Linked DNA regions of Homo sapiens: regions 1 and 3 are each linked to region 2. The links are chromatin loops, found by intact Hi-C in ENCODE. Cell type or tissue: heart left ventricle. All regions are shown on one strand. Links, peaks and the distances in the headings refer to the core of each region. The heading gives the core; the rest is flanking DNA. Region 1 overlaps ETS1 (ETS proto-oncogene 1, transcription factor). Region 2 has its middle 43 kb from the start of ETS1. Region 3 overlaps ETS1 (ETS proto-oncogene 1, transcription factor).

Region 1 (10,304 bases), core at 5,006-7,505, 150 kb after region 2:
GTTTTGTAGTTGGAAAAAGAGTGGTTGGGGTCAGACCCTTTGGGAAGACACATTTTCTCACCTGGAGTGTGTGAGGCAGACGTTACACTAACCACATTGGAGTCAGCAGCTATGGGCCATGGCTGCCATCTGTTAGGACAATCATGACACACATACTGAGGCTGCCCCGTCTCCTGGGCTTGTTCTTGCCATCTTGGTATGAAGACAGTGGTCCTCAAACTTGCCTGCACACTAGAATCACTTCTGGATCTCTTGGAACAGCTCTGATGTTGGGCATTACACCTGCTGTCATCTGAACTTCTAAGTGTCATTGGTGGGTGTAGCCAGGTTAAACCTCAGGTCATGTATGAAGATTGCATGTTATCAATACTACAGTGCTACTCAAGCTATAGCTTATGATAAGTACAGACTTTGCAGAGTATCTGGTATAATACAGGCACCTAATAATGTTATTACCAAGTGCCATTTGAATGAATGACTACTACTAATTGCTACAATTGTTACCACTATAATTGGCTAAGATAAAAAATAATCGAGAATAATAGTCTCAAGTATATTATAGTTAAGAGCAGGGAGAGGCATGAGCAATCTCTTGTTATTATTGCTATTAAAGAAGCCATTTGTTCTGTTCAGGGCTTTAAAAAAGTCCAATGGGAATAAGGCAGTGAGAGAGGAGATTCATGGAAATCTTTGCCTGCAAGGACAGAGAATACTCATGTGGTACTTTTTGGCTGGCAGTAGTGACCTCCTAGCTGGTGAAATAGAGAAGGCGGAGATGTTGAATATGGAGGGGAGGGTTATGGAAGGCACTCAATGATGTGCAGGCTAGGCTGATGCTTCCTCATTCGATGAATAAAGATAGCATTCTCAGCTAAATTCAGCTCCTTCAGTGTCCTCTCTGAGGCTTGGATAGGAGTTAAAAGCCCGACCTGCTGGATCTTCATCTGATCTCTTTCCTCAGACCCCCGGCAGTGGACAGAAACCCATGTTCGGGACTGGGTGATGTGGGCTGTGAATGAATTCAGCCTGAAAGGTGTAGACTTCCAGAAGTTCTGTATGAATGGAGCAGCCCTCTGCGCCCTGGGTAAAGACTGCTTTCTCGAGCTGGCCCCAGACTTTGTTGGGGACATCTTATGGGAACATCTAGAGATCCTGCAGAAAGGTAAATATGTGGAAACAGAGAGAGGTGGAGGTTATGTGGGGTTGCTGTGAGAGTAGGTAGGGGGCTCACCCAATGGTGGGACGTCAATGCCTTTATCTGTGGGTGTCCTACTGTAGGACGTATGTGGGAATGTGCCTAGTACACTGCTCAGCATACAGCAGGTACTCTTAGATGAGTGTAATTTCTTTTTCTTCTACATATTGGGGGTTCAGATATTAATCTTCAGCAAGATTGTACCACTGAAGCTTCTTGGATTGCAACATTCTAATCCAGGTCCTTATCTCAAACCCATGCCCTGGTTGAACAAGCAGTGCCCACAGCCAACCCAAGAATAGTTTTTGTTTTTGTTTTTGTTTTTGTTTTCTGCAATCTTAATACACACTGCCTTGATGCATGCCCCATAATACCTCATCACATCCCGGGAAAGCTTAGCGTCTGAGACCGTATTAATAAGACAGATTTCTCTGCCCACTAACTGAATTGGAATTGCAGTAGTGCATCATACCTTTTACATCTGGAGCAGGAACTGGGGTTATATCAGGACGCTATGTTGCAACCTTATAATGACATGGCCTCCCCTAACAGCCTCTTCCAACCTTTTTGGACCAAGTGACTCATGTACCACAGTCCTGGCTGAGTATAGAAACAGCAGCAGGCGGCAAACTTGGGTGTTTTTGTGCTTATTTTTTTGAATTTTTTCTTAAAATAAATTGCAGTTACCAGCAGTCAGCAGTGCCCTTCAGCTGACTGTAAGCCTAGAAGCCCATTGCCCTCTCTAACCCAGGCCCATCCTTTCCCTGTGGTCATCAGCTCTAACCCTTGGCACAGACGCTGGGGGAGGGGAGCAAAACTCAGGATTAGCACTTTTACCCCGCATTATACCTTCCTTTGGTTAAGAATATATTCCATTCTGCAGTGCTCAAGAGAGACCCAAACTAGATTTCTCTGTGCTCAAAAATGTTATCTTTATTCCTTCTTTTCACTTTCTGTTGAAAAATAAGACATAAAGGAATACAGGAAAGAACTAGGTGAGTCTTTCTGTGGCTGCTTTTACCGAGGATGGCAGGCAGTTGCAAAGCACCGGCATGTTCTCCATGCACAGACACCCACTCATAGGTGTTGACATGAGCGACCTGTTTATAGAGGGAAACGATACGGCAGGCTCCTAACAGATCTGATTTGACTGTTGACTTCTAAACACAATAGCAGATTCAATCAGACTGTGTAACCCAGTATATTCTACTAAGAGGCTGTTTTCCTCCATTTATCAAAATGGAGCTGCTAGGTGTTTTGGGCTATCTAAGCCCATCTCTGATTGTAGTTACAATTAATATCTCTATCATGTCTCCCTGTTTCCAAAGTGCTTTCAAATACATTTTCTCTTTGGATTATCAAAATAACTGTGAGATAGTAAGGACAAGTCCTATTATTGTCCTTGTCTGTAAAATGAAGCTCAGGGTAGGCGATTTCTTCAGTATCACTCATCTCCTTTTCTTCATTTTATTTCAACTTTCAGTATATTTTTATTTTATTTTATTTTATTTATTTTTTGAGACAGAGTCTTGCTCTGTCACCCAGGCTGGAGTGCAGTCGCGCGATGTCGGCTCACTGCAACCTTCGCCTCCTAGGTTCAAGCGATTCTCCTGCCTCACCCTCCTGAGTAGCTGGGACTACAGGCGCATGCCACCATGCCTAGCTAATTTTTGTATTTTTAGTAGAGTCAGGGCTTCACCGTGTTGGCCAGGATGGTCTTGATCCCTTGACCTCGTGATCTGCCCACCTTGGCCTCCCAAAACACTGGGATTACAGGCGTGAGCCACCGCGCCTGCCCTCAATATATTTTTATTTAACTTAAAATTTAACATCCCATCCTGTGCTTTTTGTATAATAATGTGGATTCACAGGGGCCTTCTGGCCGCTAAGACTGGTTTGGCCTCACTTAGGGTAAAGGAATAATGTAAGAAAATTTAAGAGAATTAGGATATAAGTCAGTATGTTTGAGAGCAAAAGTCATATCTTCCCACCCAATATTCTGTTGAGAGAGGCAGAAAGAATTCTCCCTCTTCAGGTTCAGTTACTTGAAGAGATGAGCATGATGTTTGTGCTGAGGCTACAGCTTTTGTTCTGTAATTAAAGCAACACAGCAGCAAAAGAACATAGCTGTTTGGGGTGGGGTGGAAGGTGAAAGGTACGGGGATGTTTCAATCTGATAAACTGCTAAAGCAAAGTTTAATCATTTTATCTCAACTGGGAACTGTTTTTCTGTGCAGGCATAAACTTGTTTTCCCATCAGACTTTGCTCCTAACAAGCTATCAAATACCTGAGGAAAAACCCAAACCCATACTCTATGTCAGATTCTTATGGTGAAATATAATCAGACTACTCCATACAAGAATCGGAGCCATGGCATTTGTTCCAGGGTAATTAGAGGATCCCAGGCTTACTGCAGGGTCGTTCAGAGCTTTCTGTCCGCAGGTGCACTTCGTCTCCCTTCCTCTCCTTTTCCTAGGGGAGTTGGCATCTGGGCAGGAGCTTGACTGGGTTGCTCTTCTCTCCCTTGACACAAGCGCAGTCGCATTTCACCAAATGGAGTCACCTTACCAGTGTCCTGCTTCTTGTCTGGGCCTGAACTTGAAACCTGAGGGCAATGGGAAAAATACAAAACAAAAACCAGACATCTGTTAGAGGAAATGGAGAACGTAAAATCTATGGCCTAAAGACTGCAATATATTTTTGAGAAATTTTGAAATTGATTAGTTTGGGGGTTGGGGATTGATCCTGCTAACCTGGGATGTACTCAAGCCTTTGGCTATAGTGTGGTCGACATACACGCAGCACGAATGCATTGAGAATGAATGCTGAATGCCTTCTGAGCCCTTAGAGATTACTCATGGATTCTCTTTCCAAGATACTAAATCCCATTTTGCAGCTACTGAAATAATAACCTTAGTCATATTTTTTTGATCTCATCTTTAGACAAGGCCACAGTCAGGACAGACTCAGATACCAACCCAGTTAATGAGTATGCAGATTTCTTAGAAAAGGGGTTGAGATCATTGTGGTCTTTGCATCCAAGATCCTTTTAGGCCAAGCATGACTTGAATATTGACCTCTTTGTTCCTTCCCTATCTGTTCATTACAGAGGATGTGAAACCATATCAAGTTAATGGAGTCAACCCAGCCTATCCAGAATCCCGCTATACCTCGGATTACTTCATTAGTAAGTTCATTTCTACCCCTCTTCTCTCATGATAATAGCAAACTAGGAAAAGACCCCTATCTCAGTGAATCTCAGGCTCCTTCATGGTAATTCTATCAAAAATAATATCTTCTTAGATGTAGACTCTTCTTTGTTACTTTATTTTATTATTTTCCACAAAGCACAAAGTTTCAACCTATATATATGTTTCATTAACCTACCAAGTTCCTACACACTAGGATCCTTCTCTGATGTCTTCACCTGAAAGTCATGCAGAGAGACTGCAACTAGACCCCTAAACTTTTGTTCCTATTTGATACTGTGCACTACGATGGCCAAAAGAGGGTTGGGTTAGGGATTTGATCTTGGTCTTTGTTCTTTCCTTTTTACTAGTGGAGATAACAGCATTTCCTCCAAAATCCTTCTTTAAGAGTGTGCTATGCAGCTTCAAATTCTATTATAGGAAATACAGTCTTCTCCTTTTTCGTGTAAGATACCCAACCATACTGAAGAGATGGCCTGAGGGAAACAATGAATGTAGGCCTGTTGCACTAATGTAAGCTCTGAGATATAGGACCATCTTATCTGATGGCTGTGCTTTTACAGGGAATATGAAACAGGTTTTATTTTTTTCGTTTTATCTTTTTACGTTATTACAATTTTTATTCCAGTGACACAATGATATTAACTACTCTGTGTCAAGAGCTTATTGTGTGGGGAATGTTGGTGGGCATTTGACCTCTATCCTCATTTCATCTTCATCACAGTGCTCCGGGAAAAATCGCAATCACCCCCATTTTAGAGATGAGGATATGAAGTCAGGAAATCAATTACCTTGTCAAGGGCTAAAGCTGTTTAGTAGTGGACAAGGTTAAAAATGCAAGCTTTTCTGATTTAAAGTATTTTCCCTTATTCTCTAAGGAGCTTGTCCCACATCATAGGGCCCTGTAGATGGTGAAAACTGCTTATTTTAGGTACAAATCTCTCCTCTCTTTACTTGCAAACCCTTTGTTTCCAGGCTATGGTATTGAGCATGCCCAGTGTGTTCCACCATCGGAGTTCTCAGAGCCCAGCTTCATCACAGAGTCCTATCAGACGCTCCATCCCATCAGCTCGGAAGAGCTCCTCTCCCTCAAGTATGAGAATGACTACCCCTCGGTCATTCTCCGAGACCCTCTCCAGACAGACACCTTGCAGAATGACTACTTTGCTATCAAACAAGAAGTCGTCACCCCAGACAACATGTGCATGGGGAGGACCAGTCGTGGTAGGTCATATTTCTTCTCTAAAAGCTCTTGGGTTTACAAGAATTACCTGACTTTGTGAGTTTTTTTCAGGTTCCATTTTTTTTTTCTTATTTATTAGACCTGTAGATTCCTCAGTTTCAGCCTTCCCATCTTAGAGTGTCCAGATACTAAGAACTTTCCATCGTGGTGTTTTAGCCAAGTCCATTATTATGACAAAGGCCATGGGGTCCACAGTGAAATCAAAATCAGGCAATCTAAGAAATTAAATATCTTACTTGGGCAAAATGTTTTACTCAATAACTCTAGTTGAATTTGGTCATTTTGAAAGGTATGCTCTATTTTCCTTGAGGAGGACATAATCAAGTAAAAATGGTTCAAGTGGCCACCCTGGAAAACCCTTAAGCTTAGCATGTGTCCTGGTGCTCCTCCCAGAGGACTCCTGGGTCTGACTGTAGATCCTAGCTGGGTACCTGGAATGACCTCTGCTGGCCAGCCTGGGATCTTTAGCCTCCTGTGACTTTTTCGGTTTGGGAAGATACAAGATGGTTAACCAACGGTTTATTTGGAACCAGTCATCAGCAGTGTGGTGAAGTGTGTATTTAGCTAGAGGACCAGGGACGGAGGTGGCCAGGGGTTTCCAAAAGAAGGTAGTTTTGTTAACGTGACTATTATAATAGTGATAAAATATTCACTGTCAGGGAAGAAAGTGTTTAAAAATAGAGCTGGGTGACATAAAGCAAAAAAGGTAAAATGCACCCAATTTTTAGGAACAGGACATAAACACTCAGAGGTACAGCCTACCTAGTAAAGTGTCCAGATTGTTTTGTTTCTGAGAAAAATGCAATCTATTGTAAGAAAGGGTTTGTCTATTTAGCAAGAGCTAGATGATTTCTAAAAAGGTGAAAAACCTGACTTTTCTGGTGGGTAAATGGGAAAGAATTATAAATGGGAAGAGGAACAGGAGAAAGCTGATCAAGCGGGGCTTGGGTCAGATGTCAGGCTGGGGCTGGCCTATTAGTGATTTCTGCTCAATGACTGACCATATGCGGTGCCTATTGTGAGGCTCTTGGAGGAGAGCCCAATGGTACCTTTACTTTGAAGAATCATGGGTCATGCCCATTGTCGTCTTCTTCGAGTATTCAGACTCACACTTCCTCCTAGCAGGCCTAGGGATCACCAACAAGCCCTGCAGAGGGAAAGTCCCTGCAAAATCAGAACCCCTAATCTTCCTTCTTAAGGCCCCAGGGTGTTAGTGTTTCAGACCGAAGGGGATGGGTGGGACCAGTCGGCCTTCCCCTTTCTGGCTCTTTTTTATTTTTGGGTGCATGTCTATTTAAATACATACACACAAGTGTGTGTACATGTGTTTCTTTTTTATCAGGCGAGTCAAAGCATTAAAACGACTTTCTTCCTTGTGGGACTTTCTGTACATCTACACAGTGAGGCCAAGCCTGTGGGTTTGGGCTCAGCCATGTTGTAACTTTGGGTCGATCTCCTGTCACATTGTTTTGAAATTGCATCTGGCTTTGCATTTGTGTAATTGTCTCTTTCCCTCTCCTTTTCTTCATTCTTGGTTTTGGTCCCTACCACCCCTCCAACCCCAAACTAATGACTGTGGACCAAAAGTGACCCTTACAAGGAGACATGAGGTATTTCTTTCTGGCTCCACTCTTCTTCCCTCCCTCCAAGTTCAGGCCACAGAAACTTGAGGGGAAGACCATTTTGTGCAGGGCTGTTTTCTGCATGTTAGAAGTGCTGCAAACAGGGCCTATGCAAAGGGCCAATTGATTCTGAGATGCTGTGATTGGTCTAGACCGAAAGCATTACTGTTAGCTGATTGTTATTTATACTAACCATAGTACAGTATTCACGGGCTGCATTACAGCGTACAGAGTGCTTCTATGCCCCACTTATTTGGGCCCTAAGGACTGTCTTTGTACGAGTCTACTCAGTGGGTGGCTGGGTGCTGCCGCATCTTCTGTTTTGAGTGCTCTGAGGTCTGTTTGGTGGACTCAGATAGCTTTGGAAGGAGCTCGCCGAGGCCCTTCTCAGAAAGGCTGGCTAGTGGACAGTTTAGAGAACACAGGTTTCCCTACATGAGCGCAGCAGCATAACTGAGTATCTAATCCAGTTGGATTCTACCCATTTTTGGAGAAAATACCCGTAAATGAAGGTTCCCAGCACCAGGGTTGTGAAATCGAGCTAAAATGAAAGCTGCCTACCGCTGTAAACCACAACTCTCAACAGGGTTGCATTTGCCTCATGTTTGGGGGGTTGCCAGAGACTGGTTCTGGCTTGGTTTAGTCCCCTTGCTTAGTGGGACTCCTTGGAAACTCTACTATCTTGCTTGTGAAAATTCTGATGTCCTTTTTCTCCAAGTATAAAATTGGCTGATAGAAATGGAATCATTTCAGAGAGACTTTAGCATAAATACTATCGACTTGGTGCGGTGTTGATGAAAATATAAATTCTCCTTCTTAGGCTTTTGGTATGTTTGTCTCAAAGAGAAAATAAGTGACCATGAAGATCAGTAGCTGGTATGAACAAATACCTTTTTATGAGACGCCACAGAATTTCCTGTTCTGCTAAAACAAGGCTTTGACATTCTGGTTGTAGGCTGTTTTCTTAAATCATTTAGTGTGAATTTCTTGAAAGAAAATTAAATGATCTCTAAAAAGGTGAAAAAGATGACTTTTCTGGTGGGTAAATGGGAAAGAATTTTTAAGAATTATAAAGAAATATATATTCATTTTTAGTAAGAATGAAGAGGTGCCCTTTTGCTAGTGGACTGGGTGGGCAGGGCTGATAACTCCATGAAGCTCTTCAGTTTGCTTTCCAGAGATTACCCTCCTCTGAATGGATGAGTGGAGGAAGGAATGAGATGAAACGGATGACACCACCTTTCTGTTTAAAGCAGTTCCAGAGGGGGTCAGGATGTAGAGAAAACCCACAGCAGTGGATTTTACAAAAAGTACACACTCAACCGAATACATTTTATCCGGATCTTTAAACAATGTTGGGAGCAACATATTTTCCTATATATTTAATTTAGGTTTGGGCATCTGTTCATGTTTGATGTTTATTGTTTTAACCAATCTCCGCTGTCATGGAGGGAAAAATACACTGGAGGCACACTAATATGAAGTTGTATAAGTCAGCCTTATTCTGGGATTTGAAATTTATAGATCAACCACCCCTGAACAATTAAGAGTTGACTTACGGATATTTCTCCGTAAACATTTGTCACATCCCTTTGCCTTTTGGCCTGTGCTGAATTGAGGTGACCATCTAGTCTCCTATGATTTAACTTAGGTTACTTGAAAAGTATCTGAAAGTTGCATATAAAAACCATTCCTGCGAGCCTTTTTCGCTCTTAGATTCATTTGTTTTCCTCCAAAACTATTTTTTTTTTTTTTTTGCTAGCCTCCTTTTTAGTGGCATTTTTGCCAATGGAAATTTCTCCAGGAGCTATTGTGCAATCATAGCAGCTGTTTATAACCTGGTTTGGGAAATTAATGAACTTGCATGATCTTGTGGTCAGTTAAGAATGCCTTAAGCAACTCACACAGTAAAGGATTTCTGACACTGCTGTGGACCTTAACTCTTTAATAAACCTTTTAAATATTGCCTACACTTTTCCAATGAAGTTTAAATTTCAAGTACATAATTTTACTTGGAGAGGATAAAGAATATGGTTTTCTGTTTAGAAGAGTGATAGTGTGTGTGATTTTAAAAAATCTCTTGGGAAAAGCATCTTACACCATCTTACTCTATTTGAAAAGGCATAGGGTCAGTACATGTATTTCATATTAAAATAGTATTTGGGAAAAATGCTAAAAAATAGCACTTAGTTCCAAGGTCAAAACAGGCTAATCTGCTCTTAGTCTAATGGGATTCTTTTTTCTTATGACCAAAATGTTTTCCAAACTGGGCCTTTTGAAGTCATCTCATTGGCTTGAGCTGGAGTGGGGAATTCAGCCTGACATTGCTCTGATTTCTTCATTTATTCATTGGGCCTACGACATCAGCCAGAAATCATATCATAACATGTGTGATCCTCAGCTTCTAGATTTCTGGCTTTAGAACTCTTGAGGACCCAAACGCTACTCCGACAGATGTGAGCAACGTTTGACTCTGAATCTCTGTACTTGGAGTTCTCAAACCAGGCAGCAGAGTGGCCGTGGACCCTCGGATGGTGGCCTAGTGCAGCCCCTTTCCTCAGAGTAAACCCATGACCCCTGAAGCTTCTGTTCCCACTCGCCTCTCCCTTCTTCCGTCCTTCCTGCAGATCTGATTAGCAATCTGTCCTCCATAAGAGGGTTTTTACAGTTTTTTTTTTTTCCCACTCCCTCCTCCCCCTGTCCTCTTCCTACCTCCTCCTTTACCTCCAGGTAAACTCGGGGGCCAGGACTCTTTTGAAAGCATAGAGAGCTACGATAGTTGTGATCGCCTCACCCAGTCCTGGAGCAGCCAGTCATCTTTCAACAGCCTGCAGCGTGTTCCCTCCTATGACAGCTTCGACTCAGAGGACTATCCGGCTGCCCTGCCCAACCACAAGCCCAAGGGCACCTTCAAGGACTATGTGCGGGACCGTGCTGACCTCAATAAGGACAAGCCTGTCATTCCTGCTGCTGCCCTAGCTGGCTACACAGGTAGGCGCCCTCCCGCTGCTTAGGCCAACTCCATCTGCACGTT
Region 2 (10,304 bases), core at 3,799-6,298:
GAGATCTGATGGTTTTACAAAAGGCAGTTTCCCCGTACACATCCTCTTGCCTGCCACCATGGAAGATATGCCTTTGTTCCTCCTTCGCCTTCCACCATGATTTTGAGGCCCCCAACAGCCATGCGGATCTGTGAGTCCATTAAACCTCTTTTTCTTTATAAATTACCCAGTCTCGGATATGTCTTTATTAGCAGTGTGAGGCTAGAGTAATGCTCTCTCTCTCTCTGTCTCTCTGTCCTATTGGTCTGTTTCTCTGGAAAGCCCTGTGTAATATACCACTCTCTCCACTCAAATGTTTTAATGGAAATGCACTTTCTCGCTGGAGGCTACTCATTTTCTGATCTACATACACTGGATCCTGGAGTGGAATATTTTCTCAGTACCCAGAACTCCCACCAGATGTTCTACCTTTTTTTTTTTTTTTTTAATAAAAGTTCATCTTCCATTGTGGCCCATATTCCCCAGTGAACCAAATTTCAGGTTGTGTTTCCTCATTAGTTGAGAGTTTGGACCTGTCTTAAAACTTCTTCTCTACCTTAACTCCTGTTTTAGATCGCAGCACATGGCCTGTCCTACCAGCCTGGCTTCCCAGTCTTGACCTCCCGCTCCAATGATCTGCATCTCCGCTCCTCTCCTTTCCAGCCCCAGAGTCCTGACCTAGATCTTGGCATCACTGCTTTCCATAGCAAAGTTGATGTTCTAGTCTTAGACTGGTCTCTTACTCTGTTAGTTTTCTTATGAGTAAGACTGATCTTTGATCTCACAGGTACCTCTGATCCCCTGGTCTCCCCACTTCCTTCTTTTCCCCCCTATGGCTGATCATCTGGACCACACTCCATCAACATTACCCTTGGCTGTCTTGGGTCATGACCATTCTTCACTAGATTCTATGGATTATAAGGGCAGAGTTTGTATTGCTTTTTTCCACCCTTCATATTCAGAGTAGTGCATTGCAAAAACAATAAATATTTGTCAACTGAATAAATTTCACACACATCCAATGAATTCCCAAGCCTGGCTCAATGCTACAAGTCATTGCTTTTGATCTTACACCTTGAGAAGCAGAATAGGGATAAAACAAATCACACAACCATGCTGACTTAAAAAAAAAAAACTGTAGTTTTTTAAAAACTACAACTTTACAACTAAAATTCATCGTCTTTTAACTCAGCTAGAATTCAGAGCTTCTCACCAACTCTTTCACTTGTTCTAGGTCAGCTTTTTCTTCCATGACCCTTACTACCTAGTTCACACCTCTACCCCCTCACTTCAAGCTTTCTTTTACTATTTCAGTCCCCGTTCTAACAATCTTTTAATTCCCATTTCATGAAAAAAAGTGAGACTATCAGGAATTGTGTTTTCCATGTGTCTACTTGGCTCCTGACACACTTTTAAAAACACTGTTCTGCACCTATACTGACCTCTTAACTCCTAATAAGTGGCCACTCTATCTGTTCCCAGCCTGGCAAGAAGCTTTGAGGCTAAACCCCTTCAGGACATCAGGGAGCCCCATTTTCTGCTCCTTCCCAGAAAGAGAGCTGTCACTGGGCAGCCAGGATTATGACGAAGCCAGGGATGGGGACCCGGGGAGGCGGCCTGTGACCTGACTTGGAGCACCTGCATGGTAACAGGAGCTTTTGAGGCCATCTACTTTCCTTCACTGAGCTTGTGGGAGAAGACAGGGTGTTCACGAGGCTGACATCAGTGATGTTCCAGGCTTCAGGTTATCCCCGGGGATCTGGAGGTAGAGGTTTTCAGGACAATGGTGCTGCTTTCTCGACAAGCAGAGCAACCCTCTGTTTGGTTCTTTTTGCCAAATAGACTTTCACTCCTCTCCCGTGGACCCAGGCTGCCCAGAGCATAGGAGGCAAGGCCCAGAGCCCGGGGAAGCCCCCAGGGCTTATTGCAGGGCCAGAGACTTGCCAGAGCCTGCTGTGGCCAGGCCCCACTTGAGCTGGGACTTGGGCTTCTGATTCCATTGGGTCTCATACAGACCTTTGTTTTATGGATATTTAAAAATCACAGAAATGCTAAAGGTCAGGCCTGGGACCCTTGTGACTTCTTTACTGGCCCAGTGGTCACCTCTTCCATCACAAAGGTCACTGAGTGTGGCTGGGCTGATGTGATTTACCTACCTTAAAAACCTTATGTACTATGAAGGAGAATTTAGTAATGCCTTTTTTCCTAACCTTCTTGTTTTTTTGATTTTTTTTAATCTTCTCCACCCCTGTTTTGTTACAAAACACCTCTGAGTCGGATTCTAGTCTCCCCGGAAGTCCTGGGTGGTAGAGGCTTTTCTTTGTGGTGATTATGGGCTCTCAATTAGAAATTAAGAGAGGCCTCCATAGCCAGCCCCTTTGGTCATAAAGCCATCATCTTGTCCTCTGGAAAGAGGTGATAAATGACACTCAAACAGAAGACTAGCTCTGCGGGAGACCCCGGCCCTGTGACTCTTTCTGTGTCATCTCAACCTCAGGCCAGGTGTGCACATCCCGCAGGAGCTCCAGTCACCCTTGTGAATGATCCTCATTCTCTGAAAACCAAAGAGCCTGCACATGGCTAATAGGACAAGCTGCAACTCCCCCAGAGGACTCACAAGGCCCTTTCTAGCCTGGCTCCCCACTTCCCACCTCATGCCTCTCCTGGTCCCTGGGAGTCCCCACCCCAGGCCTCTGTGCTCTGTACCCTCTTGTCTGCATTGCTCCAGAGCAGCTCAAATAACTCCCCTCTGGGAGAGTCCTCGGTGTGACCCTCTGCCCCACATTATAGGCATGTGCTCTCGGCGCTGTTCTGCAGCTGGCTCTGGGTAGCTGATGGAAAAGGGTCACCACCTGCTCATCCGTGTGCCCAGCAGCTCCCAGCACCATGCCTGATGCCAGATGGGAGCCTGGGAAGAGCTTGCTGAATAATGAAGGGGCCCTAGGTGTGCATGTGAAGGTCTGAGCAGTGCCTGGACTTGTCAGAGGCTAGAGGGGTCTGCCCAGGCCCAGGGTGGGTTTGGGTGTCTGCCTCTTTCCCGGCATCTTTTGGGAGATGCAGCGGTTGGCTGCATTGCACCACCAGTATTTGGGCAGAAGGGGTCTCTGTAGGTGCAGAACACAAGTTCTCAAGGCTGCTACAGTTGAAGGAAGCTACTTTGTAGTTGAATAGATTCAGACTTCTTGAAAACCCAGCTCATGCTCATTAACTGCTATCCTGGGAGGCACTCAGGACCTTTAGTTTCTTGAAAGCAATGCCCCCCTGCATTTGGCCTCCCATTGGAAGATATGTTTCAAGATCCCTCTCCACACAGAAGACAGTTTCTTGCCCCTCTCCTCGCATCCCAAAACTCACCTGTCCTTTTCTTTAAAATATTGTATGCAAAGGAGTTTCTCCTTGTATTTGTTTCTCCTTGCATTTGTAACAGATGTAATTGGGAAGTGATTCCTGAACTAACTTTTTCTCCTATTGTTACAGGTTAATGTCAACAATCAGAATACTAATATAGTAAGAGTTAATTAATTTTTTGGATTCATACATAATTTTTAAGTAATATGCCAACTGTCCAAATACTATGTACTGGTTTTCTTGCCTATTAATTTGATGCTTCCTTTTCATATAATTTTTCCCCATAATGAGATATCACCTTACAATAGTGAGGATGGCTGTTATCAAAAGAACAAAAGATAAAAAGTGTTGGTGAGGATGTGGAGAAATTCGAACTCTGGCGCAGATGGTGGGAATGTAAAATGGTATAGCCGCTATGGAAAACAGTAGGGAGGTTCCTCAAAAAGAGGAAAACAGAACTAATATAGGATCCAGCCATTCCACTTTTAGGTATTTATCCAAAAGAATTGAAATCATGATCTTGGAGAAATATTAACATGCTCATGTTCATTGTAGCACTGTCAAGATGAGCTAAGATGTGGAAACAACCTAAATGTTCATCAATGGGCGAATAAAGAAAATGGGTAGATACAGACAGTGGAATATTACTCGGCCTTAAAAAAAAATGAAAATCGTGCCATATGTGACAACATGGATGGACCTGAAGGACAGTATGCAAAGGGAAATAAGCCAGTCACACGAGCATTAACTGATTTTCCTACATGCAGTAAGCATCCTCTTAGTCATCTCTTCTTACTGATTCCCTGCCTCTATGGTAGCTTTTATTAAGGTGGTCGACCAAGAATGGGAATAATTATGGCTATTATTTGTTGGGCATTTATTCTGTGCCAGTCCAGGGCTATGTGGTTGACATTTCTCTTTCTAGTCCTCACGGTGGTCCCACCTGGTAAGTATGGGCATCAGTGTGACATGTGGCGGTGAGTCCAGGCTCCGGACTGCACCACATGCGTTCAGCCCTGTTTTTTTCAGTTAGCAGCTGTGAAGGCTTCTGACTCACTCCAGGCCCTAGTTTTCTTATTTGTACAAAGTGGGTACTAATAGCACACAAACTAGAGGGTTTTAGCAAGAACTAAATGAGCTAACACATGCTAAACACTTAGGACAAAGCCTGCACATAGTAAGCAATTAAAAAAATCACTTTGTATTCTACATTATACAGAAAGAGAAAGTGAGTTAGAGAGATTAAGTAACTTGTCTGTGCTGGAATTCAATCCAAGGCCTTTGACCTGTTTTATGCCAAAGCTCAATCTCTTCTCAACTATGTGGGAACATGCAGAAATAGCTTGTTGTTGTCAGAACTGGGTTTTGAATGCAGCTATTGGGTTTTGCCACACGCTAACCTGCCTTTGGGCCTAGATGGTGGTTTGTCTTGGCTGGTCGGATACGGAGGGCTGGAGGTTCCTCATTTTATCCTCTTTTACTGTACCCCTCTACGTTGGCCTTCAGGGGGCGCCATTGAGCTGTATTCGCTAGGTTCCAGGAGGAAGGACCTCAGTACAATTTGAAATTACACATGATGAAAAGAAAAACTCAAAGGCCGAAATCCAAACTGCTAAGACTTTTGTCTTTATGAAAAAACAGTTCCTGAAAAACAAAATTCCTCCCCTGGAAGAATGAGAGGACTTTTCAGAAGTCAAGGTTATTGCAATGTTTTTTTTTTTTTTTTTTTCTGTGCTCAACATATCTGTACTTAAAAAAAAAAAACAACAAACAAAAACTATAAAGTTACTTCAAAATAGAACAAAACAAAAAAGCACCAAAGACACTGAAATACAAAAACTTTGGAGACCGGAGATAATTTTCAGAACCTGCAACCTTAACCTTGTCAGGGAAGGTGTTCTAAAACCTGTCTCTCCATCCACAGAATAAAACAAATGTTTAACTCTGGTTAATGCTAACAAGGATCTAACACATCAGAGAGCATGGAAGCCCTGGAAAATAATTGCGACCAATTTTCCTTTGCTGATTTGCCAAATCTGAGGTTCCAGACGGCATGACTTCCCTGGAAGCATTCAACAGGAAAGCCCACCTGTCTCCATGGCCAGCCTTAGCCCACCTGGGGCCTTGCCACACCTACTATCTGACCTCTGGCCTAATCCCAATGCCAGCCTGTGAAGCCAGCTTCTATGTGGAACCAGTGCTCTTGGAGAATTGTCAAAGCCCTATGATGACCCTTTGTCCACAAATGGTGTACAGTCTGATCATTCTTTGTCTCTCTCTCTCCTCTCAGGCATACATTAAGTGTGGGAGAGAGCTATCCTGCTCAAAAGAGAGTGCTCCCCATTCTGACACATCTGGAAATCATCTGGCAAATGTCTTCTGACCGTCTCTGAGTGAAAAAGCCTTCGAGTGCATCAGCCCATTTCAGCTCCACAACTTTCTCTTGTGATCATCCCTGTTTTACAGGATATGGAGGGGTAAGGTGACTTCAGTGTCACCTAGCTCCTGGAGTCGCTATGTCGAGGTTCTGGCTCTTTTGATTTAAGTCCAGGAGTCTATAAATGACCAGATCTTCCACTTTTGCTGAGCAGAACCTGAGGCTGAAGCTAAAATTCACACAGCTTCATCCTTCATTGGCTGTCTCTCCTCACCTTTGCAGGGCTTCCTGGGGCTGTCCTGATAAGAGAACCTTTGCTATGATCCCCTCAAATCCCTCCCTTTGGCAAAATGATTAGGGCCTATCTGATGGAATGTGAGGTACACTCAGAAGTCCCCTCCAATCTCCCGCAGGGTCCCCGATTTTGATCTTAGCCTTCCTGGCTTCATGCTCACCACTACCTGCTGCAGCCCTGGCCAGAATCCTTCCATTCTGTAGAATGCAAACACCTTCAGAAGGGGATGGCTACTTTCATCCCTAAGGTCTTACTGTGATCTGGTTTAGAACTCTTTTCTTTGCGGAAGGGGGAAAACTAGGAGTAGGAAGCAAAAGGAGAAGGGTCAGGAAGTGCTAAGGGGAAGGGATGGGGTGCTGCCTTTCCATGTGGCTGACGGCCGAACTTGGTTCTGGGTGCATGGGTTCTGAAAGCACCCTCGATGACACAAAGTGTGTTTAAATACAGGGTGTCCTGATGTGGGATGCAAAACAACACCCACCCTCTCCCCCGGCCTACCCTCATAAGCCGAATATTAATTTTACACTCCACAAACACTTTGATGGCATCAATGCGGTATAACAGTACATTCTGTTTTCTGCCATGCAGTGTGGGTGATCACTCAGTGCTCTTCGGTAGTGATGAAAGAATCAGACTCCACTGCAGAAAACACCTCATTCTATTCTCAGAAGGTCAGTCATGAGAAATGGAGCTTTCTTTAAAACAGGCTTACAGAAAACAAAAACACGAACTTTTTAGCTTATTAACGAAAAAGCTCTCCATCTGCTTTTTTTTTTGTTGTTGTTAATAAACAGATATAGTTAATAGTTTACGGATTTTAGCTGTGGTTTTTCCTTTTTCGTTTGTTTGTGAAATGTTTTTGCTTTTCAGTTTTAAGAAGAAATTTCACACCTCCCTCTGAATTTCTCATGACTTTGACTGCTGAGCTAAACTTGCCATTCTTGTACCCCGTGCTGTGCTGATAAGAGAATCTTTGCTCTGTAACCCTCAAACACAAATATCTCCCAAATGTGGAGACATTTCAGGATCTCTCCACAAATACAATCTTTAAGACTTACACTTTGGCAAATCTTCAAGCCCCAAACACCTTGCCACTCCATCAGTGGCCCTAATTCAGAGTGTATACCTCTCTGAAGGCCACCGGGGTGTGATCACGTGGGAGACATCTGAGCAATCTCCAGGGTCACTGGGCAACCCCAGACACACACAACCTGCCCAGAGGGGCCTGGTGTATTTCTTTCTCAGGCGGCAGCTGGATTCTAACTTACTGCAAACAGGTCACATTCAGTGACTTGACGCACAGATGGGACATGGCAATGTCAAGCAGCACTCTTTCTTCATCGCTGTCCCTATTTCTTCCCTCAGTGTTTCAGCCAGGGTGGTCCTGATAAGAACTCTGTGGGCAACCAAGTTCAGCTCCTGAGCTCATTTAGGGTAGATGTGGAAGGAGCTAGGTGAGGAAGGAGGAGAGCAGGCTCTGGAAGGGCGTGGCAGCCTCCCTGTCATTCTTTCTCTCTCCTCCCCTTTTCCTCCCTACTGTCCTTACATGAACGGTTTTCCTGGGTTTATCCTCTTCTCCTATAGGTGATAAAATCTCCCCCACCTCTCACAACACCTCCAATAAGGACAAAGGAGGGCTGGCATGCTCCTTCTGGTGGTCATTTGTTGCAGGACACCAGTATAGACTGTCACCCAAGTAGCAAGAAGAGAGGGGTCTCTTTTGATTTCTGGGGCGAGCCTGGCACTGATCTGGCTGGCTTACATGACTCAGCCAGGCTCAAGCTCCCCCGTGTCCCATGGCGGGAGGGTGTTTGCAGCTGTGAGTAGGTCCAGTCACAGTGACCCCAGCAGCGCCAGGTCAGGGTGGGCGGTGGGGCAGCGGGCGGGGGCGGGGGGCCTGGCAAGCCCCAGTTTCTGCTGTTGCATCTGCTGGATTCAAGCCTTGGCAACCAACTCCACCCGCTTAACAACAATTCATGGCATCTCATTACTCTTTCCTTTTCACTTTAGTTAGTAACTGGGTTCAGCCCAGGAAACTCTGGCTTCCAATCCTTGAGTGTTTTGACTTGGGGACCGTAAACTGTCTGATTTCTTGGACAAACATAATCTTGAGGAACTTTTCTCTTTACACAATGGCTAGGCTCTGTGAATGTCATGGCTCCCCATTCAGGCCTTGGTAGATTTTTTTCCCCCTTCCTACAGACGTCAAACTACTTAAAATAAATATTCCCTTTGGTTTTCGGGGCTCTTTCCTTTGGATTACTCACCTTTATCTTGGATTGGACGGCAGCTGGAAGGCAGAGATAGGGTTCATGGTGACTCTTGCACAGAGGCGGAGGAATCGCCTAGGCCAGGGAACCCAACCTAGGATTTAGTTTTTAGTGATTCTGGGGCTCACCTTTGACGTTGAAGATTTCACTGTTTTTGCCATATGGTGCCATTTATCCATGTGTGACTTTCCTATTTGGAGTGACTGCTAATCGTCTCCTTGCTCCAACTTCCCCTCCTCTGTGTCCCCTACCCAGCCACCATAGTTCTTTCCAAAGCAAATATGGTCATGTCTCCCCACCTCCTGCTACTGGGAACCTCTGAGGCCTCAGAGATAAAGTCTCATTTCTCAGTCAGGCAAACCGAGCCCTTCATGGTATGGCCCCTCTTACCTTCCCAGTCTCTTTCCCGCACACTTCCCTAGGCGGCCCCTGCTTCAGCCCCCCTCCAAACGCAGGGTGTTGGCTTATGATGTGTGAGTCCTTCTGCCTAACATTTCTCTTCCTTCCTTGTCAGAGTCCAACTTATCCATAAAGACCCATTTCAGATGGTACTGTGTGAGGCCTTCCTATACAGAAAGCGTCCCTCCATCCTTCCTCTGTGTAATATATATATTAGCAATCACTGCATTATGTTGTGGTTAACAACTTTCCAGCCATCCAAATAGCAGCTAGCTTACTTACTGTTACAATTATTATTTTAGTGCAAATAGACTAATTACCTTAATTCTTTTTCTTCTCCTTTTTTGTCCTCCCTTTTCTCATTCGTTTTGGTGGCTAGTATTATTTTTGCAAGCTTTGCTGAACCTGGTATTGTGCCTGGCATTCTAGAAAAAAAAAAACAGTTTTACATGCTGACTTTTGCCCTATCAAATATCTGCAATGCCTAGATGCAGACCAGGCATTTTGTGTCTGCTGCTATCTCATTTAAATAACACACACACTCTGTGAGCTAGATGTTTCGTTTTTTTAATTTTCACATGAGAAAAACCAAGGCTTAGCGAGTTTAAATACATTTTTCAAGGTTAGCAGTGGCATAATTTAGACTCAGGTCTCTCTGATCCCAGATCCTGTGCTGGGTTGGACTACCCCACAGAACTGCACAGGGAGTCTGTGTGTGGGAGCCGGGCCAGAAGGACTGTGCCCCAGCAGCATACTGTGAGGGTTGACCTTTCTGTGCCTTCATGCTCTGTTTGTGGGATGGAAATGGAAACCTTAACTTACAGTCCTTGGGATGGTTGCTAAGGGCAACAGGTTTGTATGAAAGCACCTGCAATTGTTAGACAGAACAAAAAAGTAAGATGACTGGGTCTTTTCCACCCTTCTCCAGTCTTATTCCTATCCCACCCTCAAATTTATAGTGCTTTCCTAGTCAGAGAGATTCACCCCTGGAGAAAGTCAGCTGCAGTTAGATTGATTGCTAGGTAAAAACCAAGGGTTTCATATCTCTAAATGGGGTGCAAGAGCAAGTGGGTCTGGTGGACTTAGGTGTGGGAATGTCAGAAACCGCGTGGAGACCAGGTCACACTGAGTGTAGGTTGGGGAAAGCTTGTAAACAGAGCGTCCGAGGAAAAGAGAAGTTGGTGGGGGAGGAACGTGACTGCCAGGCAGCATTCTCTGGGCTGAGGCAAGCCAAGGTCCAGGCACAGGGGTGTTGAGTGAGCACCCTAAGTGTCGGGATCCTGGTGACAGGCGCATTCTCTGTAACACCCAGCATCACCGAGTGTGGGCCCTCCTGCCCTCTGGGATCCTGTCCTTTATTCCTTTCTTTTCATCCAGACCTAGGATCCACTGGAATTGATCTGTCAGTGCGTGTTTATTAAAGCATCTACTGGGTACAGGACACCGAGAAGATACAGAATTGTAAAACTCTGATCGTGGGCCTTATTCATAAGAAGCTTGGCTGGAAAAACGTAGATAATAGATTCCTACATTGACTCACTCTTTTAGCCATTATTTATTGGATGCTTTCTTGTGTTTCAAGGTAAAATGGAGGAACACCAGTGAACAAACAACACGCTGGGGTGTGGTAGTTGTT
Region 3 (10,304 bases), core at 2,920-5,419, 75 kb after region 2:
CTTAAACATGTGGCAGAGATGGGGAGTGTTGCTTGCATCTTGTTGACTCATCTCCAGTTGCAGCCAAGAAAGGAAGATGCCAATGAAGAGGCCCAATAAGCAGGGACCTGTTTGGTGTGGTGATCTTTTCAAGCAATGAGGTGGGGGCTGGGCTGCCCAGATTTCTGACCTGTTAATAACCTGCTTTTTTTCTCCTCAACTGAGGCAGTTTCATAATGAATTGGAACTGGTGATGTTGTTCTCTTGAGTAAAAATATCATTTTCATACTCTATGAAATAGTTATTAAGTCAGTTCATGAAATGTCTAATAAACAGGCAGGTGTCTAGATAACAAAACCATGAAAGGCTTCTCAGGAGCATCCCCTGGTAAAGATTCTCGTGGTTAATGGTAGTTTTTGTACATTATTGCCTTCTCATTCTTAAAAATAGGATCCAGTGGCTCCACGGAGGACAGTTACAGAGGAACTATGCCTTAAAAATATACAGAGGGTTTCATTTATAAAATAAAAAACGTGTTGACCAAGAGCCCAGCTGTGGGCAGAAGAGACTCCAGGAAAAAAACCAACCACATAAAATCAAGCTGATTCTGTGCATGGTTGTTACTCAAAGCCTGTGAGTTGACCTACAATATGGCTACCCTGTTATCACCCAGGTGTGGACCCACATTATTTTGTGCCCTACCTACTTACCGATTATCTACCTTCTCTGTCCTCTGCACATTGTTCCCAGGTCACTTTTCTTCATCCCCTCTTTGCCAATGTCACCTTGCCTTCAAGTGGCTTTTCTTTAGCAGACAAAACCCAAACTTTTAAATCCGAATTCAGGTTCTTAGGTTCCCACCACCCTAGCAGGGCCTGTAACAAACTACCTGTCTACCTACTTAAAAGAACCAACTACCTACTACCACTTTACGAGGATCTTTTGTTTTTGGCAAACCATGCATGCTGTCCCAAAAGAAGACAGATGTGGGTAACTTAGAATTCTTCACAGCATTTAGAATCAAAATTTTCTCACTCAAGACCCTATTCCTACAACTCTGATACTTGACATTAAATTTTGAAAAAAGGCTCTAAAGGAATATGAAAAAGATGAGGATGATATTGAGAGCACAAGGCTTGATTTATAAGACTAGGAAGTGTGTTTTGAACTGATTCAGTTTCAAAGTTTTGTTAAAGACCTGCTTATTGTTGGGAATCCAAAAGAAGTATTTAATGTAGCTGCTTCAGGAGCATATAGCATTAAATAACATTCCAGCAAAATGGTTTGAAGCCAAAAGTAAGGAAACATTTTCTTTTCTTTTCTCTCTCTCTCTCTTTTTTTTTTTTTTTTTTTTTTTTTTTTTTTTTTTGGGATGGATATTGCTCTGTCACCCAGGCTGGAGTGCAGTGGCACGGTCTCGATCTCGGCTCACTGCAAACTCCACCTCCCAGGTTCAAGCGATTCTCCTGCCTCAGTCTCCCTAGTAGCTGGGATTACAGGCGCCCACCACCACGCCTGGCTAATTTTTGTATTTTTAGTAGAGACAGGGTTTCACCATGTTGTCCAGGCTGGTCTCGAACTCCTGACCTCAGGTGATTCACCCTCCTCGGCCTCCCGAAGTGCTGGGATGACAGGCGTGAGCCACCGCGCCCGGCCAGGAAACATTTTCTGACTGATGCTCAGTAGTGTATTCTTGCTGATGGTTCCCCTGTCTCTTGGCCCCACACACATATAGGTGGCAAATCTGCCATTGTACATTTTCACAGTGCTCATCAAGGCCCCTGGCAACAGCAGGCTAAGGATGTTAGCCTTCGATGCAACACAACTGGTGACATTTCCACTGAGTCCCACTTACATCCTCAGTACCTTTAATGCAGTTGGAAGATAAACAGCCCCAAAGTAAACTTCATCCAGCTCTAATTTGAATGATTTTATGAATATTATAGAACACCAGGTCCAATATCATGTGCATGGAACCTTCTTCTGCCTTTTGGGTTCATTGTCATTTTTCTCTGTGTCAATATATTCTCTTCTGTTATTTTTACTGATCTTAAGTGAATGGGCCATTGCAAATTGGGAAAGGGAGCAGATAGTGGGCAACTGAATCTAACATAGTAGTACTGAATTCTTGTATGCTCAGAAGAAGAGAAGACGTAAGTTCTCCAGTTGGAGAATCTTTCTGGGAGTTGCAAGCTAGTCTTCAGGGGTGAGAATACCATCTTATGAGCTACCTTTATTGAGACCTTAATGTCAATAGATTTAACCATATTAAATTCTAGCAGAGTTTGGTTTCCTTAGTTGGGGTTTTTATGAAGGTGCAGGGACCCAAGAGAGTAATAATAAAAAAGAAAAAAAGAAAGTTGAGGATGGGCCAGTGTCGATTAGAATCCTGGTCTCAGGAAATCTTCTTTCTGTGAATTTGCTACTTTTCCTTTTGTGTCTTAGTTTTTAACCTATGTGGCCATTTCCAGGAATGTTAAGGATCTCTTAAATTAAAATAATGCCTAACTTATATTGAAGACCAGGCCTCACATACTTATCACATGCATTTCATACAATATATAGTTTTATTAAATGCAATTTTATATTTTAATTTGCTTTATATACAATTTTCTCATACATTATTTCATTCAATCGTCCTACTTCATGAAGTAAGTATTATTACTTTCACTTTATTTTTAGAGGTTGGGTCTTGCTATGTTGCCCTGACTGAGCCTCAAACTCTTGGGCTCAAGTGATCCTCTTGCCTTAGCCTCCCGAGTAGCTAGAGCTATATGTACATGTTTCCAGTTTCTATTATTTTCATTTTACAATTGCATGAACTAAGGTTTGGATTAAGGAACAGGCCCAGGCTCCATGTTGGTAAGTGATAGAGCTGGGATTTGAATTATGTATACCTGGCTTCAAAGCCTAGGGTTTTAAACACAGCAAAACATGACCTTCCACACAGCACATCTGTCTTCCTTAGAGAGTACTATGTAGATTGGGATTGTATATTTTATGGAGTTCATAAAATTACTAAGAGTGTGGCACAAGTCTTCGAAAATTGGGGCAAATGGACAATTTCTGCCTAGCAACCAATGTATTTAAAGCCTATACACACTGATTAACCAAAAAATGAGGTGAATTTTATTACATAGGTCCATTTTTTTTTCCTTTGGCATGTATCATTTACTTGTTGTATGATTGTGGAGTAAGCCTTGTAAGAATATCCTTTCATGACGTTTTTACAGAGTAAGGTACCATTAAAAATAAGCCAGGAGTGTATAAATTCAAGATGGTCAGCATTCGGCCCTGCTGTTAACCATGGGTTCTTATTTGAAGGCCAGAAAAGGTAGTCCTTAAACACTTGAAGAAATGGAGGAAGATAAATTCATACATAGTCTGAGTCAGAAATTCTTCTCGTTCCCTGCGTCTTTATGTGGGGGGATAAGGGAAGAAAACAAGAGTTGGCTCTGTTCTGTCATCATCTATAGATGATTCTTACTTACATGTGATTGGATAATATGAAGTCATAGTTCTTTAGGGCTAAACAACAGAGATTTTCCTCCTAATATATTTTCTTCTATTTTTTCTTGCACAGAGGCAAGGACCTAGCAACACTTATGAAGATCCTCGAATGAACTGTGGTTTCCAGTCCAATTATCACCAGCAAAGACCTTGCTACCCCTTTTGGGATGAGATGGCAACTCAGGAAGTTCCTACTGGTCTTGAACACTGTGTCTCAGGTAGGAACATAAACAAAAGCTGGGAATGAGGATAGAGTTGAAGGACAATGGAAATGTGATGAGGGCTGCATTCTTTCAAATAACAGCTGCCATGGCTTATGCGGGTACAGATGCTATTGTTCTTGAATGGAAAGTCCCGGGCCTTCTCCATAAATTTTGGGTTACTTTATTCCCCGACAGGAAGTCTAAACTCTAGGAATGGGCCCAAGAAAGGTTGCTTTAGGTCTTCACCTTGCAAATAGTTTTGCCTATCCTGCATTTCCTGACACCCGTTTTGGCTGTTGTCAGAGAGCCTAGAAGTTTTGCAGTCACAGAGTCTGAGCTGGATAAACAGAGGTGTGTGAATTGCTCGGCCTTCTTAGAGAACATGCTTTCTTTCGATGATCATCTGTTTCCATTGTTCCTGGCCTCTCTGTCCATGCCCACCTGGATCCCAATTCTTTTTCCTCTGTCTCTCTCTCCCTTCTCTCCTTCCACTTGCTGGTGGCAGTGCTGCCCTCTGGTGAGTGGGAGTCTCCTCCAGAGAACTCTCAAATCAATGGATCTGCATTCCCAGGGACCTCAGGAATCTGAAGTCCTCATCTCCATGCTGTTTTCAGGAGACACTCTGTTTCTCACAAATTCCACTAGTTCTTGGTTTACCAGCTAGTGTTTTTTTTTTGTTTGTTTTGTTTTGTTTTTAAACAAAAACCATTAAATTTGAATTTGGGAATTTTGAAATGATCAATTCAGATATTAAGTTCACTTTCACATGAGACCATGTTATGATAACATATTTGAATACCAAATAGCTAGTCAAAATCTGTGTTTTCTCCCAGGATGAATTCTTAGCATAAAAATGTCATTACTCTTACATGTTGGGAAAATGTAATTCTGGGGAAAGACCTGGGCAGGGCATGGCAGGGGGAGTCACTAACTTGAAGGCTACTTTTTGGTTCAGTGTTATTTTACCCCACAACATTCTTTGGTCAATTACTTAAATAACAGTGGAGAAGTAAAATAAATGTTTGCTTTGTTGCCCATGCTTTATTGCTCATCAGGAATAAACAGACGCAGGGCAAGATGCTGTGGCACTCCATGGGCTGTGTGTATGGTGGGTGAGGAGGCATGGGGAGTAGCTTTCCATTTGCCTGGTTTCTCTCCAGGGCAGAATGAAATAGATTCCTGTGTCCCATGTTCCCTTGACTCAATAGCCATTGATCTTTGAGGTATTCTTTGGCACTGTCCTGGATTGTAGACATAATAATATTTATGCTGTCACTTTCTGCTTGGTATCTCAGTTCTTCTAAGCATAAATACAAATGTCTCAGCTACCTATCCATTTCACAAGGGAGCCAGGAGGATTTTGTACCTGCTCACACGTCAGACTTAAGGACTAAAAATTTGAGGACATGAGAAAAGTGATCCTTTAAAATTCTAAACAAAATAGGTTTTGTTTGTATAAGCAAAAGGTCAAAATGGCTGTATTTATATTTGTATAATTCTTGAATCCTATTAATGCCACAAGGCTTAAGTCTTATATCTCCCAATGCAACTGAGATTAAAGCTGCCTTGCTTTAACACTTGCAGCTCTCGATGGTCTCTGCTTGCTACAAGTTACATCTTATTAACATCTGAGGCCTTCTCCATTTGCTCATAGCCTGAAGATCAGAATGTCTCTTCTTCATAGCAAAGAGACATGGCCTTCCTTTTCCTTAAACTGAAGTACATAAACTCCCAAGTGGAGATGATTTTTCATGCTGCTCTTTGTCAAGTTTCTCAAAGGTAAAGATGTTTTTATTTCATGGCCTATGAGACAGTGTCTGGGAAGCATATGAAGAACAGCTTTAAAATGCAAGGACTTATAGCAGGGTAATATCATCTTCTTCTCATAGTTTATAGTTGCAAGAAGGAAGCTGGGGTCACCCCAGCTTTTGGTAGGTTGAGAAGATTGGGGCATATAATAACCATTCCTAGAATGACCTGGGTTGCCATCAACTGCAGCTCAGAGATGGTACACAGCTTCCATCGGGGTGTGGCCTCTACCAGTTGGGGGCAATCTCTTCACAAATGTGATGGTTGTAGTTCCCACTGTCCTATACTCCCTCTGATGGAAATGTTTGGCAAGAACCCTGAGCCTTTCTAGCCCCTCCTTTAACTTTTGAGCTTCCCAGACGAAGGAGTTGGAGGGATTATTTCTGGGCTGTGGTCCAGCTCTCCTCAGCGATGGGTGTTGTTTGGACGGGGATTGTGGGGTTATAGGGAAGGGAGATGAAGACATAGACCAACCAGTGATTTCTCCAGCTGTGGTACATTTCCTTGGAGATGTGTTGAATATAAAGAAAGAGAAAAAATACTCGACATTTTTTTCATCTTCTTTTATCCTATTTATAACTTCAGTTTCCTTCCCGTCCTCCGTCTCATGGCTACTGCCCACCACTGCTCCCCCTTCACGTTCATGCTCTCAGAAGGGATGAATGAACTTCTTTTCCAAGGACTACACATCTGTCAGTGCAGAGAACACTGACAGGAGGGGCCATCAAGGAATGAGCAAGCCTTTTCAGAATGTTGTTCCTATTCACGAAGGGGCAGAGGCTGAGGAGGAGGAGGAGGAGGGTGGCGGGAGTGTGGAGGGAAGGGGAAGAGAGAATCAAGCAGAGAGAAAGTATGAATGAGGGAAAGACTTATCAGGTGAGTGGGAGAGAATACTAAAGCGCCAAGGTCTGTCGGGAATCGATTGGACAAAATAGATGATAAAGCGGGTATGGTGGAAGAAAGAAGAGATGTGTGAAAATGGACAGAAAATAAAGGTGGATATTAGTAGCATGGTAGGGAATAATGGGAAAGGAAGATGAAAGATGAATGGGAAAGGGAAAAAAAGTGGGGAGCCCAGAAAAAGACAAGGCAAGAACAGGAGGGGAAGATAACATGAAAGAGAAAAATAGATGAATCTGAGGACATTAGCTATACAGCTAAAAAGGGAAGCCACATTTGCATGCAATTGCCTGTGCAGCTGTACATTTCTTCACAACAATCTTGTAGTCATCATTTTCTTTCATTTCTACCTCCTCCTACCGTCCGCCTCTTCCCCCTCCTCCCTATCAGCCTGGAGCCATTAGCGAGAGCCAATGGGGCTGAGTGCTGGTGTTCTGCATGAATGAATGGGCCCTTTCTGTCTCAGCTTCTCGTCATCCTTCTGTTAGGGAACCTTGTGAATCAATGGAGCCTCTTACACAAGACACGGCTGAAATGTCTGTTGCTGTTTATAGTCTGACTGGAGTGGAGCCACTGACCCTGCCTCCTCTCTGCTCCCTTCCTCTATTCTGTCCCTCAACCTCAGCCCTTTCTCTCCAACCACCATAACAAGAATCATTTTTACGTTTCAGTTTCTTGCTCCTGTCTCTAAGAGCTCACTGACGTTTTACCGTCATTAACTGTCATGACTGGTTCCTACCCACAGTCCTGTTGGATACACAGGGTAACGGTAGCGAGCCTCAGAGTGGTGCCTAGACCTAGCTGAAGTCAGACACTGCCTGTTTTCCAAAACCGACATCAGAGACCCAGCTGAGCACACAGGACACAAGACCTCGTCCATCCCATCAATGCCAGCGGTCCATATTTGATTTCAACTTCACCCTTATGATGCTCATGAATGGTCATAGTTCATATCAGAAAATACGATGCTTACTTAGCACTCTTCCAAAGTGTTATAGTATCAAATTATTTTTCATTTCAAGGATGGATTTGTCTGAAATCAGCCAAACTTATGGATGTGATGTTGTGAGCAAAGTACACTTTTGCAAAATACTTGCTTAGAGCTGGGAAGCAGCCTGGAGCTAGAGAACATAGGAAACACAACTTACCTTCATGAGGAGGAACCTATAGTCTTATTACCATGGTCTTTGATTGATTTGAGAAACAAGACAATACTTTTTCTTGTAGAATGCAGTTTGCTATGTCTTTGGTCACTGAACACAGTAAAACCTTCACTCAACCACATTCACAGCCTATCTGCCACTTCCCATTCTTCATGAGAAAGGACATCTATTTAGTGTAGTAGGAAAGAACCCAGACGCTGGACCCAGGTTGCTTGTGTTTGCATCAGCTCTTCCGTTATAACTGTGTGACCTTAGACAACTTAATCTTGTAACCCAGTTTCCGGATCTATACCAATGATTCTCCAAGCATGGTCCCCAGACCAGCAGCATCACTATCATCTGAGAACTTGTTAGAAATGCAAAATCTCGAGCCGTACCCCAGACTTATCGAAGCAGAAACTCCCAGGGTACATGAGAATCACTTTAGGGTTTGTTAAGACACTGGTTATGGAGTTCTACCCCCAGGGTTTCTGATTCAGTGATTCTAGGCTAAGGCTCAAAAATTTGCATTTCTAACAAGTTCTCAGGTGCTGCTGATGCTGCTGGTCTAGAGATCACACTTTGAGAACCACTAAGTTAGTATGTGTAAAGCATAAAACAGTGCCGTCACTTAGCAAGCCTGATATGAATATTTGCTATTATGACTCATTGACCCAAAGTGCATTTTGGGAGTCCAAACTGGGTTTCATTGAGTCAGAGAGTGACCCACTGATTGGTTGAACACGTTTGGTGACCAGTGCCATGCCCGGGATACTGAGAAAATACATGGAAAAGGGGAAGCCTCAGTTCTCCTTTAAAACAACTTCTATGCAAGTGTGTGTGTGGGTGTACATTTACATGCTAGAGCAAATGGTTTCCATGTGAAATATTACACTTATTTATGACATAAAGTTTGGCAGTATTAATGTGTGGCTTTGGATCTCACTAAAATCTCTAAAACAAATTTACTAACAAAATGGTGGAACTAAAGAATGTCTTTCCCAAATAAACTTTGGAAGTTCAAGTGGGAGATACGCTGAGATTCCGAGTTCATAGTCCCTCCTGGGGCTTTCTCATATGGCCTAGCGGCTGGGAGAGATCAAACCTGGGCCAGTGTTTGGAAAGGGCTATCCACAACCAGGTGGGATGTCTCAGCAGGAAGCACAGATGCCTCCAATTTGGCTTTTAAGTGTTGAGAGCGCTGAGGGAGTGCCAGAGAGACTTGTTAAATGGAGACTCACCTTGCTCTGAAATGTTTATTCTTATGGCAGGTCTGTGGTTTTACAGAATGGTGTTTCAGACTATCATCTGCTGCACCCCTCTCTTCTTTCCTCATTCAGGGTGTGCTTTTCTTTTCTAAAGGGTGTGTGTCAGGTTCTTTGTTCTTCAGAACAGAACGGTCCTGAGAGTGTGTGTGCTTTAGGGATGTTGTAACATTGGACGATTACAATATTGGACTAATGCTGTCCCTGAGAAAAGGCTGGACGGTTCTTCTTAGAGAAGACTTACAGGGAGTCCAGGCAAAGTGAATTAGAAACACAACTGGGCCACTCCAGTCTCTTTATTTTATTTTATTCTTTCAATTTTCTAGCTCAGTGAGGAACTGTCTATGCTAATGCCCAACTATTTTCTAGGACAAGACTAGGGAATTAAACTCCTGTCTTTAAATAAAGTCCAAACATTAAGGGAGATGGGGAAACATGGACCTTTTTGGATTCTGCCTGGATGGCTGTGCTGTTTGGGAGGAGCAAGCTGTAACCCTACCTGAGGTTCCAGCCTTTCACAGAAGGCCGAGGTTGGGGCCTAGCTGCCCTGACAAGCTACTCCCAGGGGAGAGTACTGAGAGAAGCCTGATGCAGGAACAGCCTTGCCATATATCCCCATCCCATCTCTGAGAGGGCCAGGGAAAGAGGAAGGAAAGCAAGGCCAGCCTAGCCCAAGCAGTCCGCTAGGGAGAGTCCACATGCCTAATATCTCCCGCACACTCGCTCTGTCAGTTTGCTCATCTGATACTGAGATTCTGCAAATGCCTGACCCTATTCTCCATAAGTGGAGGGCATGCCTCTGATCAGCTGTGGACTGAAGTTGCTCCTGCTTCCTACATGGCCTCTTTCTTTTTCCTCCCACCTCCTGCTGCCTTGGTAGCTTTTGAGCTGGTACTATTTCATATTCAGATTACAAGGTCTTTTGGTATACATTTTGAGTATAATTGAAGAGTGTTAAGTCTAAGCAGAGGGTTTGGCCTGGTGTTGTGGGAAGAGCCAGCCTATGCCTCAAGACCCCAGCAGCACATCCCGGTACAGGCCTTCGGCCTTGGCTAAGTCCACTGAGCTTCCCAACCCTCACCTTTCACAGGTGAAATACACTCTTTCCAAAGAGTTCTTGTGTCCACTGCATGAGGGTAGTATAGTTAAAAGGTCGTGGCCTATCGCAGGGGACCAATAAATAAACGCTGCTTTTCTTCTTTTTCCTTTCGCCATGGTGTGAGTGTGGATTTAGGTGAATCGAAGAAACCAGATGCCCACTCACATCTGAGTCCTGCCCACTCTTATCTTGCTCAAGGCTAATGTGCTAGCATCTGCCCACTGTGCCTCATTTCACCAGCCAAAGGAGAGGCCAGCCTGGTGAGGGCCAGAAAGAGCTGCACACCCAGGTTAGAGACCAGAGACCCCATGCTCTCAGGAGTGACCCCAACAGCCCCGAGGAAGGAGGGCTTGGAAAGGCCTTTACAAATGTAAATCACCCCTTTAGGTCCCCGGGA

What was found. A loop is a pair of places that touch in the nucleus more often than their neighbours do. Peaks named below come from ENCODE experiments on the same cell type or tissue, not always from the same donor. Only the 100,000 strongest peaks of a DNase experiment are listed, where the experiment ranks them.
Region 1: a loop joins it to region 2, with 4 times the contacts of the local background. A loop is called at or near these places in 30 of 110 quality-filtered maps.
Region 3: it touches region 2 in a loop (7-fold over the local background); 42 of 110 quality-filtered maps call a loop at or near these places.

The regions. Positions count from the first base shown.
Region 1 is chr11:128,480,148-128,490,451 of GRCh38, reverse strand. It overlaps ETS1 (ETS proto-oncogene 1, transcription factor), which reads left to right. Exons shown (of 10, transcript NM_001143820.2): 5 at 962-1,162; 6 at 4,306-4,383; 7 at 5,381-5,629; 8 at 10,001-10,261. Among named protein-coding and RNA genes, the nearest start is that of MIR6090, 37 kb to the left of the region's middle. RefSeq lists enhancers at 6,905-6,974, 7,345-7,394, 7,575-7,654. In heart left ventricle, for the core only: a CTCF peak has its summit at 6,086 (motif pointing left); no DNase peak of the experiment used is centred there; H3K4me3 peaks cover 228 bases; H3K27ac peaks cover 960 bases.
Region 2 is chr11:128,625,087-128,635,390 of GRCh38, reverse strand. No RefSeq gene overlaps it. Among named protein-coding and RNA genes, the nearest start is that of ETS1, 43 kb to the right of the region's middle. RefSeq lists an enhancer at 6,908-7,117. In heart left ventricle, for the core only: a CTCF peak has its summit at 4,824 (motif pointing right); a DNase peak (open chromatin) is centred at 4,820.
Region 3 is chr11:128,549,694-128,559,997 of GRCh38, reverse strand. It overlaps ETS1 (ETS proto-oncogene 1, transcription factor), which reads left to right. Exons shown (of 10, transcript NM_001143820.2): 3 at 3,563-3,707. Among named protein-coding and RNA genes, the nearest start is that of ETS1-AS1, 29 kb to the right of the region's middle. RefSeq lists enhancers at 6,705-6,814, 6,825-7,084, 7,295-7,384, 7,497-7,566, 8,448-8,989 and a cis regulatory region at 6,593-7,093. In heart left ventricle, for the core only: a CTCF peak has its summit at 4,216 (motif pointing left); a DNase peak (open chromatin) is centred at 4,207; H3K27ac peaks cover 325 bases.